2 separate regions of the Homo sapiens genome follow, and region 2 is linked to region 1. A link is a loop called in an ENCODE intact Hi-C map of the cell type or tissue named here. Cell type or tissue: K562. All regions are shown on one strand.

The links. Peaks named below come from ENCODE experiments on the same cell type or tissue, not always from the same donor. Only the 100,000 strongest peaks of a DNase experiment are listed, where the experiment ranks them.
Region 2: a loop joins it to region 1, with 7 times the contacts of the local background. A loop is called at or near these places in 3 of 110 quality-filtered maps.

The regions. Positions count from the first base shown.
Region 1 is chr17:48,623,426-48,631,425 of GRCh38, forward strand. It overlaps HOXB9 (homeobox B9), which reads right to left and starts at 2,933. Exons shown (of 2, transcript NM_024017.5): 1 at 2,328-2,933. The coding sequence starts at 2,844. HOXB-AS4 (HOXB cluster antisense RNA 4) reads left to right here and starts at 5,273. Exons shown (of 2, transcript NR_046611.1): 1 at 5,273-5,433. RefSeq lists an enhancer at 1,786-2,463 and a silencer at 3,874-4,029. In K562, a CTCF peak has its summit at 3,204; DNase peaks (open chromatin) are centred at 1,709, 2,506, 3,266, 7,856 and 4 weaker places; H3K4me3 peaks cover 7,577 bases.
Region 2 is chr17:48,542,186-48,550,185 of GRCh38, forward strand. HOXB2 (homeobox B2) reads right to left here and starts at 2,924. Exons shown (of 2, transcript NM_002145.4): 1 at 2,336-2,924; 2 at 470-1,562. The coding sequence starts at 2,726. The coding sequence ends at 883. It overlaps HOXB3 (homeobox B3), which reads right to left. Exons shown (of 5, transcript NM_001384749.1): 5 at 6,685-8,000. It overlaps HOXB-AS1 (HOXB cluster antisense RNA 1), which reads left to right and starts at 2,166. Exons shown (of 7, transcript NR_102279.1): 1 at 2,166-2,227; 2 at 2,936-3,172; 3 at 3,310-3,379; 4 at 6,190-6,278; 5 at 7,704-7,761. RefSeq lists a silencer at 1,050-1,339 and an enhancer at 1,147-1,792. In K562, no CTCF peak of the experiment used is centred here; DNase peaks (open chromatin) are centred at 2,556, 2,966, 4,996, 6,286 and 6 weaker places; H3K4me3 peaks cover 6,165 bases.

The DNA of each region.
Region 1 (8,000 bases):
TGCTTAGGACTCAGGTCAGAGTTCAGCATGGTTGAAGTCCCACCAGCAGCACTCCCAGGCTGACTAGGGGTGGGTGGCTGACCTGAAGGGTCCTGGCTCTAGGAGGTGAGAGGAGGAGTTGGGTGGGGAAGTGAGATGTCTGTTCAGTCACTGCATTTGGGGTGTCACTTCACCCCAAGAGACCTCTCAGCCCTTCAGTCCAGTCCCAATATCCCCTGCCTTGATCACAAACAAGCTTGTGTCTCTAGACCACATGGCAGCAGGCATGTGTGTCTGCGTAGAAATCTCCCCCCCTGCCACCACCACACACCACGAATATGGGTCTGCACTTAGAGCCACAAACAGCCAGCACACTCCAATTCACACGCAATGCAATTGCAACCATTTATCAACTCCAGCTTATGGACAGGGGAGCACTGGGGGCTCACAGATAACTTATGGTTGCAATAGTCTCTCTCCTTTTCAGCTCCTGCTCAGCTCACAGTTTGGTTAACGCAAGTGCAGGGAAATTAGGGAATAAAATTGCTCCAGTCCCAAGGTGGGGAGCCAGGGGTGATGTGGAGGTAAAAGGAAGCCCTTCACAGCACACCTAGCCTTAATTGATCCTATGTGGGGGCTGGAGGGGAGAAGAGGGTAACCGAGTGGAAGAGAGGAAACAAAAATATATACAGGCTTCTCTTCTTACCTTCTCTCCCCCTACTCTGGAACTCAAAAAAGTTGCCAAATAAAGCTAAGCCAATTAAAAATAACAGCCACCAGCTACTAGCTTCCTTCTCCCCAAGTGAAAAACACTGGATTTTTTTATATAAAAAATTTGGTTCATCCTACACTAAGTACCGTGTCTTACCAATTTGCAGCGCTATTTCCTTAATGTGATTGCCTGGGATGGGACCCGCAGCCGCATTAAATATGAAAGAGGGAAAAAACTGTTAATAATTGATCCTAGCCAAATGGCTGCCTTGCCATAATGGGCTTTTCAGGCAGAATTTGGGGGTTTAGGGTGGGGGATCTGTTTGGGAGTGTGCGGGGAGGGTTGGGGAAGAATGTGTTCCCTAAATGCCAGCTCTTAGGATTCCACCTGGCAGGTTGGAGGTGACAGGACCCTGCAAGGAATGGGGCTGCTCTTTACTCTCCAGCAGGCAAGGATGCTCTAAAGGGCCCTGGGGCCACTCCGTCAATGGGAAATCTAGCAGGGCAAGGAGAGACTAAAACATCCCTACTTCCCAAAAAGAGTAAGAAACGAGGACCTGATCCACCAGCCTGCGAGTCATTGTTTGAGGCTGAGTTCCCTCACCGATGAGCCCTTCTCAACCTTAAAAATAAATAATAGGAGAACCCTCTCTTCTCATCTAGTAGCACCTCCTGAAAATCAGCCAGACTTGGCGTTCTGGCCGGGGTGCTTTTGAGGAGTGGGAGGTGACGGGAAACTACCCACAAAGGGTAAAGTTCTCCGCCTCTCTGCAACTCTCTCTTCCCCCCACCCCTCCTCTCCCCGGGGTCCCTTCGAGATGCCCCGATATTCGGAAGCGATTCCCCGACTCCCCAAGAGGCGGACAGCCCGGGCTGGGGCTCGGGAGCCCCGCAGAGAGCAGCGGGGGACCGCAGAAAAGGAAGCGGTAGCCCCTGCGAGGACGCCGAGGAGGAGAGGGGCCACCGGAGGGAAGGCTCCCGGGGAGGGGCCGGCGCATCCGGGGAGGGGGCTCAGTCACCGCGTCCTGGGCTTCCCCCGCCCCTCCTGTCGCCGGTTGCGGACTCTGCGCGGCTACAGCGCGAGATCTGCTAGGAACAATCCTCCGCCAAGCTGTTGCATCGCAAATAAAATCCTAATGAGCTCCCTCCCCCTTCCCCTTGGCCGGCTTTTACGGTCTGCGCGTGGCGCGGGGAGCTCTGCCAGCCGCACGGCCCCGGGCAGCCCAGTGCGCTCCGGCCCTTGCCCTCGCCGGCTCTCGGCCTCGCTGGCCGCTGGCCCCGGCCCCCGCCAGCTCCTCTCCCGGCCGTCGCCGGTCTCTGGCCGGGCTTTCAGCTGGGGCCTCCGGGAGAGAGGGGGAAAGAGGGCCGAGAGAGCTGCAAGTCGATCCCCGAGCCCCTGTTCCCCGCAGGACTTGGAGAAGTGGGGGCAGCGCTCCTCTGGCGGCCTCAGTCTCCCCTTCTAGAGCACGCAGCTTTCCCCTTCCCTCCGTCTTTCCTTCCTCTCCCCTCCTCCTCCCGGCCCGCTCTCCGGCCACCGCCGCAGTTTCCCTTCACATTGTCCGCAGTTTATTGCCTTTCCCCTCCCCGCCCCCCTCCTGGCCTTCGGCCTGGGTATTTCCTCACTTTTTATAACTTACTTTGATCCGGCCTCTCTTTGTCCTCGCTTCCTTCGCAAATTTTATTGTCCCCGTAGCCGGGTCTTTGATTAGACAGCACGGCCTCCCTGCCCGCCGAAGTTTCCAAACTGTACTCGGGCGTGCCCTGTTTGAGCAGCTCCCCAGGCGCGCCCAGCAGCGGCTCCGCCTTCACCGCCGCCTGGCCCTGCCCCGGGGCCGCTTCGCCGCGCGGCGCCGGCTCCAGCCAGGTGCGGAGGTACCTGCTCTCGGCCGGCGGGACGCCCTGGGGCTGGATGTAAGGGTGGTAGACGGACGGCAGGCTCCCGGACGCGTGCGGGCTCAGCGGCGCCCAGGAGGCGCCGAACACCGGCGCTTTGGGCTGGAAGCTGCACGAGGGGAACTCCAGGTGCTCCGCGTGGCCCGGCTGCCGCGAGCTCGCGTACTGGCCAGAAGGAAACTTGGCTGGAGGCGCGTCCTCACTCTCGTGACTTATGATCGAGTCGACATAATAGCTGCTAAGCGTCCCAGAAATGGACATTCTCAGACATTATCCGGGCGCTTGCAGGGGGAAGGGAAGCGCTCGCGCGGCGGCGCCCAAGCAGGGAGAGGTGGCACCCGGACCGGTGTGAGGGCTTTCGGACGCGACCCCCCCAGCCCCCCACCCTCCCACCCCCACCCCCTGCTCAACTTCTCAGCCAACAAAGTACAGTGGAGCAGCCCGTCTCAGCTCTCCTTGCAAAATGATTGGTCAAAGTTTTTCCGACTGCCTGATAAAGCGTCAGCTCCGACATAAATCAATCGGGCGAGGGGGCTGCGCTCTCGCTGTCATCCGTCCGCACCGCACTCCATATCGAGGATGGATTGTTTTATGCTGATGCAATGTGCTATCACGTCAGGGCTCCGGCGGCCACGTAACCTCAGCCCCAGCTACCGGCCGCCCGGTCCCCCCCTCCCGCTGCAGGAAGGGGGGCAGTTCTCAACATGGGGCGGCGGGGGCGGAGGAGAGGCGGAGGGAAGCGGCGGGCTGCCTTGGGAGGGACGCAGGCTGTAGAGCCCTCTCCCCAGGCGGGTCGGGGAGGGAGGGAGAGCAAGGGCGGAGGGAGGGAGAGAGCCCCAGCCCGGGGAGAAGCCATAGAGGCCCGAGAGGATACTGGAAGAGGAGGTGCTCCTGTCCCCCCACACACACCTCCACCCCGCAGGCCCTCATTTCCTCTTCTCTTTCCCCTTGACAAAAGATGTTTATTAAACAACAACAGCAGCAGCAATCCACAGGAGATGAAGTAAAATGATGAGGGGAAAAGTTGGGGATTTTAGGACGTTGTCCGCTTTGGAGGGGGCTCTCCTTGCACTCTTTGTAGAGATTTACATGACTGCGAGCTTCCCTGGGCCCCTCAGTAGCTGAGGGAGGAGGAGAGAGGTGAATAAAACGACTGAGTGTCCAAGAATCCACTATCTGTCCTGAAATTAGAAACTACTTGAGGTTAAAGGGATCCATCAGGTCCCGGAAACGTGAGCCTAGGAAAGAGTTTAATACAAGGAACCAGAGCGCCTTTACATTTATTGGGCCTTTCTCTGACTCTGGCCAGAAGGATGGATTTAAGATGGTGGTGGTGACGTGGGGGGTGGGGGTGAGGGAAGCCATTTCTCCTTTTCTCCACTGAATAACCACCCAGGCCCCTAAATTTGCCCTGATGAGGGAGCTAAATAGGAGAAAGGGTTAAGGCCACTTTCCTGAGGTGTGACCAGAGCAGAGGCCTGGGAAAGGATCCCCAGTCAGCAAGGGAAGGGGTCCCAAGTTATCTCCCCTTCCATCCAAAGAGGAAGGAGCCTGGGCTGAGTTTTCAGCCCTCCTGTACTACTCCTCTCACCTGAGGCTCCTGCTCTGGAGATTTCCAAACACCGATATAGGGGCCAGTGTGGACAGCGAGCCCATGGTCAGTCTCTTCCCCTCACTGCCTTACCCCCTGCAGACCCCTTCATTGGAGCTTCCAAATAGCCCTTTTTATATATATCTATTCTGTGGCCCTGCACAGGGACTCCCCCGGGGCCCACCGACTGGCTTCCTCGCTCCTCTCCCAGCCCCTGCTCCTCAGCTTCTGCCCTGGTTGCAGTCGCCTCTCCTGGCACTTGGGGAGGTGTGACCCCTGGACAGACCCAGTTCTCCTCTGGTTAGGCTCAGGGGTAGATTGGGGTGGATTTCTCGGCAACTCTCTGACTCTGAGTCCTAATAAGGCAGGCTGCCCTCAGTCCGGTCCTTTTAGCAAAAGAGGGGCCACTCTAACTTGAGTCCGTATCTTTTTGGCCACCTACCCCTCTGCCTTGTAGAAGGCTGCGGATCACCTCCCACACAGGCACACACTCCCACCCGCTTGTCTTTCCAAATGAAGCCATCTCGTGTCATTACACGTGAAATACGAGGGTGAAGCGCCATATTTCTTCACATTATGGCGATTTCAAAATGATTTTTTAAAGATCAATGCCGGCGCCCATCTGGCCCCCTCCTTTCCCACCCCTGCTCTCCGAGGGTGACAGCCCGGCAGATCCGTAACCAAACAGCATGAAGGTCTGCCTTTTCCATAGGACCCAAGTGGGGAAACAAAAATCCGATGCAAATTCTTCCAAGCAGAGGTTGGACGCTTGGGAAAGTCGAGGGAGCTCCCCGGACTCACCAGCGAAAAAGCTGGGCACTGAGCGAATGAATCACAGTTAAGGCAAAGCACCTGTTCTCAATTTGCCAGCCCTATGAAGTCTGCTGTTGGCTTTACCTGTCATAAATACACTCTTCAGGAAAAAAGATTCCCTCCCCCGCCATAAATAATGGTGTTATGAAGCATGGTGGGCTGAGTATATGATTTCTGTAGTATATAAATTAGGGCCTAAAAGGACATGTTTACTACGGACTGGGGTTTTTTTATTTATTGAAAAGTCACAGCGCTGGGCTGTCCTTAAGACCCAAGCAAAGCAGGCACTGCGCTCTGACTGCCGTCTTCCTGGTTCCCCTTCCCTCTCCTGCCCTGACTTTGCAGCTGCCTCTCTGCAACAAGAGAGGAGTCAAGAGGACCACTCAGTTTAGGGAAGAAGTTAGAGGAAGAAGAACACTTGGGCTGATGGCTTGTGCTCTACAAGGGTGAGTTCTCCCAGCAGACAAGATTTGGGTTTGTGGGTTGCTGTCTGTCTGAGGAGTTGCCCTTTATTCCCTGGTGGCTCCTGAGTGCTGGGTGAGAAGGGGACTTAGGCCTCTTTTCTGAGATCGGAACTTAGCCTTTGCTCATGAAGAAGCTGGAGAGTGGAGACAATTTTAAAATGACAGGTTTTGGAGGTCTTGGTCTTCTCAGGGAGCAATGACTCCAGAGGAAAGAGAATGAACTGGCCCCTAAGCCCTGTAGTCTGCATCCCAGCTCTTTGCCGTCCAGGTAAATGCACCAAGCAAGGAGTCCCACCCCAGCCAAGCTTTCTGGAAAGCACTGCTGCCCCAAACTGGAGTTCAACTCCAGCTCAGGCAAATGATTAAAGGGTCAGCTGAGAGACTGTGGACTCCCTCCCACCAAAAAAGCCTTGTTTTCTCCCCAGACAATGGTACCCACCATGAAGGAGGATAGCAAACAGGATTGTGGCTCCTGGAGCCCAGCTTCCAAAGACACTTAGTAAAGGGGTTGCTTCAGTGGGGGTCACCTTATCCTAAGAGAGCAAAACTGCTCCATACCCCACCCCCAATCCTAAACAGAAAGAAGGAAAACCCTGCCTTCCCTTGCAGCCTTTTGCCATTCCCTGCACTGGAGCCTCGCCTGAACACAGCTGGGGCCAGTAGCTGGTAGCTTGGAGAAGGGCAAGCAGGGAAAAAAGCGCAGCTCCTGGCCACACTGGGGCCCAGAGCAGCCAACAGTGAGGCCGAGGTTTGAAGAGCAGAGGCCGACCAGCCGGTGAGTGCCTATGCTGTGGGGGTGACTTTTGGAAGGGTCCTTGTCAGTAAGAAGAGAGAGAAAATCTAGAGGAAGGGAAGGAAATGGGAGAAGAAAGAAAAACAATAAGTGAGAATGGGGAAAAATAGTTTGTTTTTAATTAATAAGCTTAGCTGAAATTTACGCGTGTTTAATGTAAATAGATGTGTGTGTCCTATATGTATATTTCAAATCAATATTTCTGTATGGGGAACCCAGTGTGCAAATGCACTCTGCTCTATACTGTATATAGAATATGTAATAAATAAATCTGCCCAACTATGAAACTTGCTGTGCTTGGGCGTTCGTGTATGCAGGATCTAATCGTGCATATGTGGATGCATGCATAACCTCTGTGAGTGATGGAGGTTTCTGATTCTGCTCGTGTAAGAAGATCAGTTACCCAAAAGGTTGTGTGTACATTTTTATAACCATCACACACCTATGGAAAAGGCAAAAGCTTGGGTATTTGTGTACTTGAATTATGGCTATAAAATATTAGCTAATTCAGATGTCGCACTTGAAAATCTGTCCCTTGACTTGATATTCAAGCAAAATATACAGCGTATCCTCAAACAAGTGCATATGACTTAACACTACGTTGATTCTACGACAACTTCTTTCCAAAATGTTTCTCTGGAAGGTAAAATAAATGCTTCAAAGTGGCCCAGAAGAGGTTATGAAATTTTGTGACTTCTTTGTTTGACCATAAAATCCTTTACTGTGTTTCTTACCCAAGACCGCAGGGACGGTGTGCATTGTGTGATGCCTATTTCATGACAGCGATGAGCGCGGGGGTGGAGGCACAGTTACTTATAAGCACATGTGTCTCACAGAATTATGAAGCAGAGGTGGACAGAGATGAGCCGAGTGTGAAAGTGACTGTGGAGGTCAAGCAAAAGCACTGCTGTGTACAACAAAATTAGAAAAGTCCCCAAATCTATGTCTCCAAGCACCAGAGGTATTTCTTCAGACTCAAGATCACAGTCCAGACCCACTCTGGGAAAGAGTGAGGCATGAGGACACTTGCCCCAGTGGGAAAGGACACAAGATCGCAAAATCCTTACCCTTTATGCAAAACGGCCTCCAAAACAGGTATCACATCGAATCTGCATACTCAGGTTCAAATCTCGGTGCTTCCACACCCCCCAAGTGGGGATCTTAATTGTGAAGTAATGAAATCTTCTGCCAAACCTCCCTCCCAGGATGTCAGAGGTGAAAGGAAGGACTGAGAGGTCAGTGGCCCAAGCCCACCTCAGGAATCTTCTTACCAACTCTCAGCCATCAAGGATATCCAAGGCGATGGGGGTGGCTGACTCCTTGGGAGGGGGCATCCAGGAGGCCAAACGGGGTGGGCGGCAGGCAGGCGGAAAGGAGGCGAGCAGGTAGAAGGTTATTACGAAATTGCTTCCATAAAACCTGTGGCTGTTGTAAAACTCTGCTTTCCAAAGACTTTATTTCCTCCTTTCTCTCTAACATTCTCCTTTTTTCTTTTTACAGCACTTTTCCTGGGAGGGGGTGGCCAAGGGACACCAGGGATGGAAGACAGTCAGGCTCTGAGTGACTGGGCAGGTTTGTGAGAGGCCCAGGGAGAAGTGAGATAAGGCCGCAGGGACGCGCCAGGCCATCTCCACCCAGACCAGAGGATGAGAAACTGTCAAGGGACAGAGTTGTTAGCCTTTGCTTATCAGGACAGTGGGTTGAAGGCTCCATTTCCCCTAGGCTAGGGGTGGGTCTCCCTAATGCCCCTCTGCTC
Region 2 (8,000 bases), 81 kb before region 1:
TTGAGTTCGGAAAAAGGTCCTACACCGGCTTCGGTCATAAGAAGCAAAAGCCTAGGAAGCCCTTGGATTGTTCCCAATTCCAGTAAACTTCTGCCCCCGCCACGACCCTGAAGACTGTCCACAGGCTTCCTCTCCTTTCACCCTCCTCTGTTCGCTGTACACTCTCTCCCTCGACCTGCCCATCTCTATTTCCAAGCAGAGGCCCCAGAACCACCCGCTCAGGACCAAAGACCCTCTGCTGAGGGGCGGGGAGGTGACCCAGCTTCCTGCAAACTCCCGACTTTTGCCGGAGCCGTGGGCGAAGCGGCCATCAATCGGGTCACCTTTGTACCACCCGGACTTCGCCGGCCCTGGAGGCTTTGCTGCCATATGGGCCGCTGAACCTAATCAACTTCGCACAGGTCCTGGAGGGGTGAGGACCGGCCTTGGGGCCGCGGGGAAAGAGTTTAGGTCCCAACACAAACACTCGTTTTGGTATTATAAAGACATTTATTTAATCTATGAAAATAATGTACAATAAATACTTTCCCCTTTTCCTATTATTAAAGAATTTTAATAAATAATCTACAGTCTAAAACATAAAAAAGAGGAAAATAGGTCCCTCTAGTTATTTTTAAGAAAGTCCCCCTAGAGTTTAATTATTCCTGAGATTTCATTGGAAGGAGTCTACCAAACGGAATTTTTCTGTGTGAATTTTAAAAGATAACCGAGTGCCCAATATTTTAGAAGAAGAAGAAAGGGAGTGGATTAAACGCTAATTCAGTAATACCTGAATTTTAGCAAAACACATAAGTCTATGCGACTGAGGGTGGGAGAGGCTCGATTTTTCCAGTAGACGGCCAAGGAGCGCGGGGGTCGAAAGGACCGGGAGGAGGAAACAGGTTAGGGAAACTGCAGGTCGATGGCACAGAGCGTACTGGTGAAAAAATCCAGCTCTTCCTCGGAAAAAGGGACCGGGCTGTCGAGAGAACCCTGTAGGCTAGGGGAGAGGCCTCCGGATAGCTGGAGACAGGAGTCGGCCGCGAAGAAGTTGAGGTCGGGAAGGAAAGGTGAATCCTGGCGCCCCGAGAAGACGTCTTCTGGCAATGGCCCGGGCTCCAGCCCGCCGGCCCCGCGCAGCGCGCAGCCGGGACTCGACGCGCCTGCGCCCTCTAAGCGAACGGCTAAAGGCCGGGGGTCCGCGCTTAAGGCCCCCGGCACCACCTCCGGCGGGTGACAGCAGGCTTCCCACGCCGCCCGCGAGGCGGAGGGGCCGCCCGGGCTGGCCGCGGGTTCCTCGGCAGGGTCGCAGATGTCCTCCAGGGCTCCCGGGCAGGCAGGCTCCCCATCCGGCGGCTCTCGGTGCTGCGTCTGCCGCTTGTGCTTCATGCGCCGGTTCTGAAACCAGACTTTGACCTGCCTTTCGGTGAGGTCCAGCAAGGCCGCGATCTCGACGCGGCGTGGCCGGCACAGGTACTTATTAAAGTGGAATTCCTTCTCCAGTTCCAGCAGCTGCGTGTTGGTGTAAGCCGTGCGCAGCCTGCGCGCCCCGCCGCCACCAGCCTCCGGCAGTCCCAGGCCATCTGCAGGGAAAACAGGCTCGGCGTCATAGCGGGCCGTGTACTCAGCCCAACCTCAGTTCGGACTACCCCATCCTCCAAAACCAGTATCACCTCTCCCCTTCCTCGCCACCCCACCCCCGCCCCCACCCCAAAGCCGCTCGCTTTACTGCTTTTGGGTTTTCTTCTCTCCCTCTCTAGTCTACAGCCCCGGCCCGGGTCAGGGCAAAGCATTCAGAGCCGCCCACGGGCCACGCAGGGGGCGGAGAGCGGCTCCCTTCGGCGCCGGAACCTCAGATCCCCCTCCCAAGCCCTCCCAGTGGACCCCTCAATTCGGAACTTTCCAACTCAACCGGAGCGAGGGTCAGAAAGATTGTTCTTCACCCCTCTTCCTCCCTAGCTCTGAATTCTTCCTCTTCTCCTAGAGTTGGGGCAGAAAGGACCGAATCTTTTCTGCTTCTAGGGTCTATCCCAGCAACAACATACTCATTCCCCTACACAGATACGGGTGAAAACCTCAATCAAATCATTTTCTTCTAGCAGAAAAAAAGGCGTTTCCCCAACCAGCTTCCAAAATCAGCCATAGGGAGAGAAAGAGAGAGAGAGACAGAAAAAAAAAAAGACGCTGTTAGCGGCCAGGCCTGAACCCCAGTGGGATATTCTACTTCCCCATCCCAGGAATGGAGGGGGTAAGGAACCCCAACAGGCTCGCCACCATTTTTTTTAAACCTCCTTCCACTGCTTTTTCTCCCCCTCTTCTAGCTGCCCCTCACCCCACCCCCACCACGCTTACCGACCTGCAGGCGATCCGACCCCGGAGGCCGGAACGGCGGAGGCGGCCGGAGAAGGAGACGTGGCGGATTGGCTGGGTTTCTTGGCGGATTTCTTCTCTTTCATCCAAGGGAACTCGGGGGCCGGGGGGGCAGCGGGGAGTGGCGGCGGCGGTGGCGGCGGCAGAGCAGGCCCATCTTCGGCTCGCTTTTGGCTCCTGGGTCTCTGAAGGGTGGAGGCGCCGGGCTGGAGGCTGGGGAAGGTTTGCTCGAAAGGAGGAGGAGGAGGAATTAATGTCGACTCCTTGATTGATGAAGTTTGAAATGTCTCCAAGACAGCGGGGAAGGAAGTCAGACACTCGGCGAGCGACGGCTGGCTGTTTATAAACCCAATCTCCCTCTCAAATTCAAAATTCATGGCTTTCAATGGTGGGGGAGGGGGCTGCTGGGGGGGGCGTCAGGAGGGAGGATCGGAAGGGACCCCCCTCCTGCACCCCCCCCGATTTATGTAATGGAGCGATTTTGGGAGGGGGAGATTTCGGTCTCTCTTTTTTTTAATTTTGGGCCTTTATAATTGTATATTGCTGATAAATACAAGCGTATGGGGACTCTCTCTATTAAACCCAGGACTCCAGCGAAATTACAGGGAATTCGTGGTCACGGGACCGGCCTCCGCCAATCGCTCGTCTGGGCCTGGTGGAAAACAGAGAGCATTATTTGGTTTAATTGATTCAAAAACACCAGAGGACCACGACCAGGACACCATGAGCCCCCATTCCTACACCAGTGCCTCACATGCTCTCTCCCCAATGCCTCCGTTTCTCCAGAAAAGCTAGAGGAACCTTTTCCTCATCCCCTTCGAAGGTTAGAAGGTTTCAGAAGCCTGGAAAAGAAGAGACTCTAAGGGAGAAACCTTCCTCTTTTCCAAGTATTTTAATAGAGTAAATTAAGGCCTTCTTTACGTGGCCAGCAGCATCCCCTTCCCTTCTCCCCTTCCCCAGGAAAAGATGAGTGAGGATCTCCGCGTTGGAGGAAGAGGGAGTCGAAAGAGGCTTCCACTCTTTGAAAAAGGTCAGTATTAAGGTGAAAATAAGAAAGAGATTTACAATCATCACACCACTATCCCTGTTACCCTCCAAAAACAACAGTTAAATCTTGGGAAATGGACAGGAACTCCCAGGCAGACACATAGGAGTGAGATGGAGCATAAGGGGCATTTTTGGGCCTCTGGCCTCCATCGCTGTATGGTCTGGGTTCTCTTCTCTGCCCAGTGTTTGCAGCACTGCCTCTGCCCCTTATGTACCCCTGCTTTCCTCACTTTCAGGCTTCCATGCTTCTCTGTGACATCCCCCAAAAACAGGCAGAGTCTAAGATGTGCATGTACCCACTCAAGCCTCAAGCTTGTATCTGTATCCATATCCAGGGACATGAACAAGAACTGAGGTAGCCATTGGTTTAACTTAGAGCACTCTCAAAGTTCAGATCAGCGTTATGTGTGTGCATGAGTGTGGTGGGGAGATTTTCCCCTAGGACAAAGAGACTTTCCCTCCCATTTTTGCCATTGTGCTAGTTAAAAAAGAAAAAAGAAAAAAAAAAAAAAAAGAATCCCTGACAAGGAAGAATTCCCTGAAGATGGTAGGGGTGGAAATAATGACCACTGAGATGATATTCCATTTCTGGCTGCTGGGGGAAAATGTTTTTAAAATTTATTTTATTTTGAGGAGACCAAGATAGTCTGAAGTTTAGAGTGTTGTAATTTACTATGGGGAGAGGGCACAAGACTCTGAGCCCCAAGCAATTGGTGGGAAACTAGGCCTCAAAGCAGAAAATGAAAAGTCGATCTGGGGGAAGATTTTTAAATAAGTGGGTCAGACGGATGGAGAGGAGATGAGGCGATCAATCTTAGCCCCCTGACAGCTCCCTCCGATTGCATCAAAGAATTTGGCTCTTTGGGAAAGCAGAGCGAACAGCCAAAATTTCACATCCCTTAAAAAGGCCTGGGGGTGGGGGTGGGGGTGCAAAAGAGAAGGGTGATTCTGGGAGAGCTGGGAAACAGATGGGAAATGGGGACAGAGGGAAAGCGCTAAGTTGGGTGGAAAGTTTGCCTGGAGAACTCCCATGGCTTTGGCCTCCCCTCCCCCTCCTCTCTCTCTGCTGCCCAGCCAGGAGGAGAAGGCTGGTTAGCAGAGAAATGGCAACTGAGCCCGGAGCTGGAACTAGAAACTTTCTGTCAGTGTAACATCTGCGTGAGTACTTAAAAAGAAGGACAGAGAAGTCTGAGTAGAAGCATGAGGGTGGGGGAGAGGAGGATGGAGAAAGGGGAGTTGGAGGTGGGGGCTGCAGGGACCGAGGAGGCATGCTCTGGAGGGCTCAGAACAGAGAGAGCTGCTCTGACCTGGGCAAAGTGGCCAGCGACAGTAGTGTGCAACTAGGCTCCAAAGAAAACAATTTTTGCCATTTAGAGGTGTGGATGGGGGTGGGCATAGAATAATCCAAATAGTAGCTGTCTGGAAGTCATGCAGGGAGGCCTGAGAGTGGGTTCTCCCTCTGGCCACCCCCTTGAACACCTCTGAAAGTTTAGCAACAGCTTCTGTAGCTGGCTGAAGGATCCAGAGCTTATCTCAGGCAACTCGGGCAGACTGTCCCTGCAGGAAATACAGCTCTCTCTAACCCTCACTGACAGATTTTATGGCCAGATTAGCAAACAGCGGAAAACTTGGGTGTTAAAAGGGGCCCAGAGAACCCTCCTTTTCAGAGACATCCCTCCCCCGCCCCCCTGTCCTGCTGTGAATTTAACAGCACGGATATTTTACCCACGTCTTTGGCTGCTTTAGCTGAGCGCCTGGAATCTTCCAAAGAGAAGGATAGGGAACACCAAGCCAAGTTGGTTCTTATTTTTCTTGTTTGCAATTCCAGCTTCGAGCCAAAGCTCTGTTTTTCAAACTTAAGCTAAATTCTCTTTCTTGGCCTCTTTCCTGCTAGATAAATAACAACCCAACCCAGCCCCAGAGCCAAACATGGTGCTTCATCTAGTTATATCATTCAGAAAATGTTATTCAAGGAAGAAGAGAGAAAGAGAAAGAAAGAAAAACCCTTGAGCGTTATTTGATCCCAATCAAACTTTGCACGCTCTTATGCCTTTAAATTATAGCCTGACCCAATGCTAAATTGCTTGCTGCTTGGATGAGTCCAGTTAAAATCCTACTTGGTGGTGGGGAAGGGGGAGGGCGTAGAGTTCAGGTTGCTTTTTTATTGTTATTTATTGTTGCATAAAGACTATAATTACTAACCTTGGACTGCCAGGATGCAACATAAAAATGAAAATCAGCCCTCTCTTTAAGGCAGGGCCTGGAACGATTCTCACTCCCCCAACATCACTACCACCAAATATATGCTCCTAATTAAGCAATGCGGGCACATCGCTTACAATTAGAATTATGCAGCTCTTCAGCAAGCAGCCATCGCTTCTCTTTCAACGAATTAGCTCCATATTTCAGCCGCCCTGTCTTCTCGCTCTTATCGGCTCCAGCGACTCGGCGGTGACATTTCATCTTTGACAGACCTTCTCTATTTTCACTCCAATGTGATAAAACTTTTATGGAACCACAACTAAGAAATGAAGTTTTCCCAAGGATGATGGAAACAGAGCCGCACATTAGCCTGGGGACCGTTTTATTTACGCTTGGATCCAACAGCTTCTCCCACCCTCCTCTCCCCTTTCTCTGGCAGGGGAAATCGAACGTGCTTCCCCTCCCTCCGCCTCGAGTTTTATTTAGTGATTTAATTTTACTTAGTTTTAAAGTTTGACCTGAGAAGTCTAGGCCTCAGTTTTGTTTTTTTTTTTTTTTTAGATTAATCATTTTTCTTTGTTTTCATTTTAGACCCAATGGTGGTTGGGCTTCGGGTCACGTGACACCTTCTTTGTGGCTCCGGAAGAGGATTGTGAAGTTTAGGTTTCGTGGAAGAAACCGTAATCGGCCAGATTTTCTTGGTGGTGGTGGGAAGGGGTGGGGGGTGGGGGGTGCATGGACGCTGTGGCCAAAGGAGCTAACAGACGAAAGGTCAATGAATGAAAAACCTAGAGGCATACAGGCCAAACAGAAAAACCTACAGAGAGCATCCAAGAGTCCCCCGTTACCTCCCAACTTGCTACTTAAACCACAGCTGAAGAAGTTGGCAAAATGTTACAGGCTCTTATGAGTGAGAAAATGGTATTTAAACTTAAGACATATCAAGGGGGAGACAGGAACCTGGGCAGTGGACAAAAAGGCCAGGGAAGGGTCTTCAGTGTCCTTGTCCTTGTCCTTCTTCCCTTGGGGGAAATTTGGCAGTCAGCAGCCTTGCTCTGCTATCTAAATTGGACCACCAGGACAAGATAAAATTGATAACAGAAAGTTTATTCAAGAATTGTTTGACAGACAACCCTTTTAGGTAAGGAAAAAAGTAACTACTGAAGAACAAAGAAAGTTCCAAGAGGGAATTAACTCTAGTTCTACAAATTCAGGACTATACAGTGACGATTAGGAGCTGAGTTCATGCCTTTTAGAACTAATTACAATTGTTCGTAAGTACGAGTTTAACATAAATCTACAGCTCTTTTCTAGAGTACAATAGTAACTAAAATAGCTGGTTTTACATGACAGGAAACACAATGTCCTTTGTAACAGGTAAATACTAAAAAAGTACAATTTTTTCCTTTTTTTCCCTCATATAAATACATAATGTAGGGGGATAAATAATACAAAAAAGAAAATATTTTAACAGGCTATAACCAATAAATATATATGAAAATGTTCACTAGAACACACGCTTTTTTGAGCAATGCTGGACTTCTGCAGGCCCAGACATCTCTCACAGTTGTTTTTACATCCATTAAAATGTAAATTCTAAGTGCAACAAAAGTGTCCTGTCAGGAGGCTGAGCAAGGCACACAGGCCCTGCCCAGCCCCTGCCTGGGACAGTTTGTTCAAATATACCCTGTTTTCACGTTAAGTCAAGAGAGCAACAGAAGAAAAGTATAGAACCTCGTGTCACCAACTGCTTTCTGTGGAGAGGGGGATGGAGCTGGAGCTGAGATGGAGGCAGCAGAATGGGCAAACCTTCAGTCCTAACAACCTGCCTGCCCTAGCCTCCACACTTTTCCTTAAAAAAAAATGTATATAATTTATAATATAGGCAGCTCTTTCAGGATCTCTCACCATCCCTGAGCCCTCTAAAAACTGTAATTGATGGGGGTGGGATGTATAGATATGAATGTTCTAGAGCAGAAAAACCGGGGGCTAGAAGTGTACCTCAATAAACCTCAAATGGGAACAAATTTGAGGTTTTGGGAAAGTTGGAAGGGAACGTGTTTTGTGCCTTTTGGGTTTGAAATGTGTTTTCTTATTTTTTAAAGGATAATTGAGGAAAAAAAAAAATCAAGATTTGGGGGGAATTACCTACAAAGATGTAAGGTAAGTCCGTTGGTTGGTGATGGCCTAGCCATCTTGTCTGGTTTTTAAAATGTGCTTTTCTGCCTCGTCCTGTCTCGTCTTCCTCTACCCCACTCCCGGGCGTGGAATTCCAACTTGGTAGTGCTGGAGCCCTGGGGTTGATGGGGTCATCTCCAATATGATGTGGATTCCTTTCCGATGGGTTGGCAGGCAGATGGAACAAGGGGTGGAAGACTTAAAAGCAACCTCTCAGGCCAGGG